Regions from separate parts of the Homo sapiens genome. Here region 2 is linked to region 1. The links are chromatin contacts, found by Hi-C in ENCODE. All regions are on one chromosome and are shown on one strand. The core of a region is the stretch at or near the end of the contact, and the rest is flanking DNA. Distances in the headings are between cores, read along the strand shown.

Region 1 (3,480 bases), core at 502-3,001:
CTCAGAAAAGGCTGGAAGATGAGAGGTGGGGGGACATGTTCTGTCAGCCCCTGCTCATCCCGGTCACACCCCAAGCTGTACCTTCTCCCCAGATACCTCTCCTTTCTTTCTTTCCTTTTTTTTTGAGACGGAGTCTCCCTCTGTCGCCCAGGCTGGAGTGGGCTCCCTCTGTCACCCAGGCTGGAGTGCAGTGGTGCTATCTCTGCTCATTGCAAGCTCCGCCTCCTGGGTTCACGCCATTCTCCTGCCTCAGCCTCCCCAGTAGCTGGGACTACAGGCGGCCGCCACCACGCCCTGCTAATGTTTTGTATTTTTAGTAGAGACAGGGTTTCACCGTGTTACCCAGGATGGTCTCGATCTCCTGACCTCGTGATCCGCCCACCTCGGCCTCCCAAAGTGCTGGGATTACAGGCGTAAACCACCGCGCCCGGCCTTTTTGAGACGGAGTCTAGCTCTGTCGCCCAGGCTGGAGTGCAGTGGCGCGATCTCAGCACACTGCAAGCTCCGCTTCCTGGGTTCACACCATTCTCCTGCCTCAGCCTCCAGAGTAGCTGGGACTACAGACGCCCGCCACCACGCCCGGTTAATTTTTTTTCCATTTTTAGTAGAGACGGTGTTTCACGGTGTTAGCCAGGATGGTCTCGGTCTCCTGACCTCGTGATCCGCCCGCCTTGGCCTCCCGAAGTGCCGGGATGACAGGCGTGAGCCACCGCGCCCGGCCAGATCCCTCGCCTTTCCCCTCCCTCGCTGCCCCATGGGGTATGGGAGGGCCACTGGGGCCCGGGGCCAGTGGGGAGAGCCAAGGTCACATGGGCTCCGGATGCGGTGAGGGGTGAGGGAAGGAGGGCACCTTTCGGTCAAGATGAAATCACCATCCTTGAGCGTCGGCAGTTTCCCCAGGCTGTTGATCTGCAAGAACTCCTTGCTCTTGTGCTGCCCTGAAGAGGAAGAAGTCAGAAAAGGTCTTCAGAATAAAAACGCTGCACCTCTACACCCTCCCTCCTCCTCCCCAAGCGGAGCCCCACAGCCCTGAGAAACAGCAAGGTCTGGGACTAGAGGCCTGGATCAGCCTCACTCCCTGGCTGGGCCTCCCTGCCCTGCCACATTCCGGGGCAGCTGGGGGGCTTTGGTGGGTGGGGCCAGGTGCAGCAGGTGGATAAAGAGAAGTTTTCTAGCCGGACTCTGGTGGGCCAGGGGAGGGGAGGCAAACTGGGGTGGCTCATCTCTTCCCATCTCTTAATTCTCACAACAGCATGTCCTTCTTCCCAAGGTCTTCTGGGCTTTGTGAATTTATATGCGTGCATTCCACGCAAGAACTCTGTCAACTCCATTCAGTATTTTCTTTCCATCCCTACAGAGCAGAAGGTAACATTATCCTCCTTTTCAGAAGGCAAGCTAAGGTTCAGAGAGGCTGTGATCCCTCCAAGGCCACTCAGTCCACAGCATTCTCTGGTGGCAGACGCTGCAGGAGGAGGTGAGGGGGCTGTGCGGGCGGCGAGACGCTCAGGGCAGAGCAGGGCGGGGGCCTGGGGGTGCACTGGGTTTGTGGACACGCGGGGAAACGGGCTGGGCCCACCTTTGACCAAATCCACGGTGCGCAGCTCTAAGGGGATGCCATTCTTCTTGGCGAAGATGTAGACGGCGCGGCTGGGCTGGGACACCAGGTCAAGAAACAGCTCTAGGCCCATGGCGGGGGCGGCAAGGACAGCGGGGATGGCAGTGAAGGCGCTGAGCGCGGTGTGGGCAGCAGCTGTGGCAGGATCCCGGCGCGCCGGGAAATAGGGGATCAGGCCCCACCCCCTGGGGACAGCACCCAATTGGAGCGCACCACCCCCGGACCCGCCTCGCCCCTTCGGTTCCTGTCCAGTCCTGCCGGCCAAGACTCCACCACCAGATCCGTGCGTCCCTACAGGGAGGGCGGTCGCTATGAACGCACAGCTGGGAGGGTGGAGTTGGAGCTGGGGACCCTCGACTGGCAGGGAGGACGCGGATGCAGGGGGCCGACTGCAAGGGGAAGGGGAACCGGCTGGACAGGGAGAAGCAGGTCTGCTTTTCGGGATCCCGGTGCCAGGGACCCTGCCCAGTTCCAGGCGTCGCCCTGACCCAGAAACGACTGGGCGCCGCCGTCCTGGAAAGGCCCCAGCGCACGGACATCTGAGGGTTCGTTCAGAGCTCTGTTTCTCGGCGCTGCATGGTGGCGGAAGGGAGGGAGCGAATGGGATCCCCTAAAAGGGATCTTAGAGTTTCACCCAGTGGGATGTGACACTTGCAGGTGTCCCAAACTGGTGGGAACCTTGACTGGAAGGCTGGGGTTAAGGATGAACTTTCTGCCGTCCAGACTGTCCCCTGCAGAGCAGCTGCTGCCAGACAGCGGGAGCTGCCAGACAGCGGGAGCTCCCACTTCGTGCACAGGATGGGGGCAGGGAGCCCGCAGCCGCGGGAGGCAGGAATGACTGTCCGGGAACCTCCTTTCTTCTCCCTGAATCCCAGCCCTGGCATCTCACCAGGGGGCACAGTGATGGTCCAGGGCTGGGCCCGGGACTCTAGCTGAATCTTTCAGAGTATCCCATCCCTCTGGCCAGTGGCCCAAGCGAGTGAACCAGAATGCTTCCTTGGGAGTTTTGAAACTGGAACTGGAGAGAGGAGCTCCCTATGGGGAGGTAAACGGGAGCTGGGGCCACCTGTAGTGACATTTCCTGAGTTCGAGGAGTAGACGAGACTGAGAGAGAAAAGCTGACTCAGAGAAAGGGAGTGATAACAGGGCATGCTGGCCCACACCTGCAATCCCAGTTACTCTCACGGGATCTGTTTCTCTGATGTCTGGGTATGAAAGGACTTTCTAAGCCTCAGAACAGTGGGAGAACTCAACAAAGAAAAAACCAATACATATACAAGGTTACTTTGTGGAGGAAAAAATGGATTAACCTTAAGCAAAAAACTGGGAAGGATCTCGGTAAAAGATACGTCAGAAGGAAGTAATGTCCTTTAAGATGTTCTTAGAAACCCATCAGACAGGTAGGGTGTGGTGGTTCACGCCTGTAATCCCTGTACTTTGGGAGGCAGAGATGGGCGGATCAGTTGAGGTCAGGAGTTTGAGACCAGCCTGGGCAACACGGTGAAGCCCCGTCTCTACTAAAAATACAAAAATTAGCTGGGTGCGGTGGCACACTCGGGAGGCTGAGACAGGAGAATCACTTGAACCTTGGAGGCAGAGGTTTCAGTGAGCTGAGATCATACCACTGCACTCCAGCCGGGCCACTGAGCGAGACTGTCTCAAAACAAACAAACGAACAAACAAAAAGAAGAGAAACTCATCAGACGAAGACACAGGAAAAAAATGAGCGAAGGAAATCAGCAGAGGTTTCATTGAAGGACAAAGAGAAATGGTCAATACATGGATGAAAACATGTTTAACTTCAGTAATAATCAAGGAAGCACACACCAACACAACATGCACATACTGTTTTTATTTATCAAAGG
Region 2 (3,480 bases), core at 711-3,210, 99 kb after region 1:
TTGGGAGGAGTGCCTGCCAGGAGAGGCATCCCCAGTCCCGAGACTGGGCCCACCCACAGCTTTGTGAGGAGCCACGGAAGGACCAAGTTCAGATGAGCTTGATGTATCCCCCAAACTCCCACCTATCTATCCGCTTTCCACCTTAGTTGTTGGGCTCCCATGAGGTCCTAGAACACACCAGGTGCTCTTCTGGCCTGTGCCTTTGTACCTGTTCTTGTCCTGCATCTTTGTATTGCAAGCCCTTCTCCTCCTCCAGTGTGTCAGCATGAACATTATCCCCTCTCAAAGGCTTTCTCTGACCCTGCTCTCTAAAGCAGGGCCCTTTTGACCCATAGTCTCAAGCACTCTGTTGTGAGGTGGTCCTTATTTGGGTTAGTTTGTGTACCTGCTTATTGGCTGTGTCTCTCTAGAGGGTAAGCTTACTGCAGGCAGGATCTGCCACATTTAGGGCTGCTGTATTTGGTGCCTAGCACAGTGCCTGGCACATAGCTGGTGCTCGGTAATCATCTGTTGATGAGATGAATGACCGAGACAGGATACAGACCAAATGCTGGCTCATGAGGCCCTGGAGAGAGGCAGAGCCTCCTGGAGGCCTGGGTTCTGGACCCCACCACCCACTTATTTTAGCTGCCTTCTTCCTGACTCAGATTTAGTTTCTCTAACAGGAAGAGTTCAGATGCTTGTGTCAGAACGTGTGTTGTGACTTTGTGATTTTGGCATGTTACATGCAGGTTAAGAAAGCTGGACCCTGAGGAGGAAGATGATTCCTTTAATAACTATGAAGTCCAGTCAGAAGCCAAACTGGAAAGCTTCCCAAGCATTGGGCCTCAAAGGCTGTCATTTGACTCAGCCACATTCATGGAATCTGGTAGGAATCGAGCAGTGTGACCATTCACTTTGGGAATTCTTCTTCCCACTATCCTATAACCTGCTTATGTTTTGTTCTGGGAGAATGGTTCTGGGGTGTTTTTTAGTGTGGCCAAGAGTCTGCCTGGATTAGTCTTGGACCTAAGCCCTGTGGTCAGCTTGGAGGTCTTCTGAAATGTCCAGGCTCATACTTGCTATGCTTTCTTATGGCCAAATTCAGAGACTTCGCTTTGCAAATTGAATCTATATAAGCACACCTGTTGAGTGTGTATCAGTGTATAACTGTTGAGTGAGATTAGTGCACATGGCAGCACTTGGAGGTCTGCCCTTTTGATGTCCACCTTAGATACGGAGATTCAGAGAGGCTCAATCATAGCTGCTGAGGGTTGGAGCCAGGCATTGAACCCAGTAGCCTGATCTCAGCACCACAACGTGGTATCATGTCCACCTGGATCAGATGGTAGAGGGAGGGAACAGTCTTTACTGTCCCAAAGTAAATAGGAGACCCTGGCATGGAAGGTACTCTTTATTCAAGTCAGGTTGTTCTTGCTCCCCGGGCAGAAAAGCAGGACGTGCATGAGTTCCTGCTGGAGAACCTAACCAACGGGGGCATCCTGGAGCTGATGATGCGCTACCTGAAAGCCATGGGCCACAAGTTCTTGGTAAGGTGGCCTCCAGGCTTGGCGGAGGTCGTGCTCAGCGTCTACCACAGCTGGAGGAGGCACAGCACCAGCCTGCCCAACCCGCTGCTGAGGGACTGCAGCAACAAGCACATCAAGGTTAGGGGGAGCCTCTCAAGGGCTGGTATTGAACTGGGACCAGGGCATGGGGACAGGGATCTTGCATGGGTGTGGGGCTGCTGTTGTGTTTGGCTGCATCTACTTGTGGGCCTGGAACCTGGTTTTTTTGTGGGTGTCGAAGCAGGAAGTCACTGAACCTAGTTTGTGCCTAGAAAGCTCCCTGATGGCTGAGTGGAGGATACACTTAGGGGTGAGAGTGGGCTCACGGGGCTATCAGGAGGCTGCTGCCATGCCAGGGGAGCAGTGGCTGAGATCCAGTGGTAATAGTGGGGTGCTGGTTTGTGGTTGCAGAGCTGATAGGTTGAACTAGACATGGGATGTGTGAGGGAATGAGAGTCATGGGGAGGGCTTCTCGGGTTGTTTACTGAGTCACAGGAAGCCTTGCCAGGAGAAGCTGGAGGAAAGGGAAACATTTGGTTTGTTTGAGTTGGCAAGGACTGTGACTGAGGCTTTTGTTGTTGTTGTTTGAGACAGGGTCTTGCTCTGTTGCCTAGGCTGGAGTGCAGTGGTGCAGTCACGGCTCACTGCAGCTTCAACCTCCTGGGCTCGGGTAGTCCTCCCACCTCAGCCTTCAAAGTAGCTGGAACCACAGCCGTACACCACCACACCCGGTTATAGTCCCAGCTACTCAGGAGGCTGAGGCAGGAGAATGGTGTGAACCCGGGAGGCGGAGCTTGCAGTGAGCCGAGATGGCGCCACCGCACTCCAGCCTAGGCGACAAGGCGAGACTCTTGTCTCAAAAAAAAAAAATTTGTTTTGTTTTGTAGAGATGGGGGTCTCCTTTTGTTACGATGTTAGGATGTGGTCTTGCCATGTTGCCATGTTGCCCAGACTGGTCTGGAACTCCTGGGCTCAAGTGATCCTGATGCCTTGGCATCCCAAAGCACTGGGATGACAGGCGGGAGCCACCATGCCTGGCCTATGACTATTTTTAACAGATGATAAAACAGCAGAAGCTAAATAGCGTGCTTAGAGAAGCTTTGGGGGCCACCAGCAGTAGGGGGCTGAGCCTCACTGAGCCTTGTCTTCCTGCTGCATTCCACACCCCAGCCTCCTCCACTTGGTGCCTCCTGGAGCTCAAGGGAACACAAGGTGCTCTGGCCCCTTACTCCTGTTGGAGGTGGGACACTGAATGCTGAAGCAGGAGCACCAGGAACATTCAGGGATGCCTGGTGGTCTTTCTGACTTGAGAGCACAGGAGGTAGAAGAGCTTGTAGGTCAGTCATCCCTTGGTGGGCACCCTCCACTGAGTTACCTCAGGGCAACCTCCTGGCAGCTTCTGCCCACCAGGCCATGCTCCCCTGGGGCAGTTGTGAAACAGCAGGAGGAACCAGGGCTTTGATCCCCAGGCAAAGCAGGCTGATGATCACCTTCCAGCTGTGCCCAATGGGCAAGTGCCTTCTCATCACTGAGCCTCAGCTTCCTCAAGTGCCCTGGGAATGGTATACCAGCTGCCCAGAACTTTTAAGGGTTGAGTTCTATAATTTGGATGCAGTGTCCGTCCCAGCACTTGGCAGGTGACAGGGCTGCCTCTTCAACAGGACAAGAACTCTGAAGACCGGTCTCCTGGCCTCTCCCAAGTCTTGTCCCAACATACATCCATGTGGCTCTTTTTATGTTCTGGCGAGTAGCCACTGATTATCACTTATGAAATGGCAAGTGGATAGAAAGAATTATATTTTTATCAAAAAGTATAGTTTTGTTTCCTTCCACAGCCCCCTACCCCCCACACTGTGAAGAGGCTTTGTGATACTGTTCTTGACCTTCCTGTGTCTGTCCTGCAGGACATGATGCTGATGTCTCTCTCCTGCAT

Evidence for each region. Hi-C counts contacts between places; a loop is a spot of excess contacts on that map. Pooled maps may share reads with other maps.
Region 2: a map of CD8-positive, alpha-beta T cell shows a loop between it and region 1 (4-fold over the local background). The contact joins the enhancer-like site here to the promoter of GSTT2B in region 1. A Hi-C loop is called at or near these places in 1 of 168 maps with a recorded cell type or tissue (CD8-positive, alpha-beta T cell) and 1 of 50 pooled maps.

The regions. Positions count from the first base shown.
Region 1 is chr22:23,959,444-23,962,923 of GRCh38, forward strand. GSTT2B (glutathione S-transferase theta 2B) reads right to left here and starts at 1,752. Exons shown (of 5, transcript NM_001080843.4): 1 at 1,577-1,752; 2 at 851-938. The coding sequence starts at 1,688. RefSeq lists an enhancer at 1-638.
Region 2 is chr22:24,058,496-24,061,975 of GRCh38, forward strand. CABIN1 (calcineurin binding protein 1) reads left to right here. Exons shown (of 37, transcript NM_012295.4): 11 at 732-868; 12 at 1,429-1,646; 13 at 3,452-3,480. Among named protein-coding and RNA genes, the nearest start is that of CABIN1, 49 kb to the left of the region's middle. Within about 2 kb of position 1,961, at least 7 of the 41 ENCODE cell types and tissues checked have a DNase peak (open chromatin) inside an H3K27ac peak, as active enhancers do.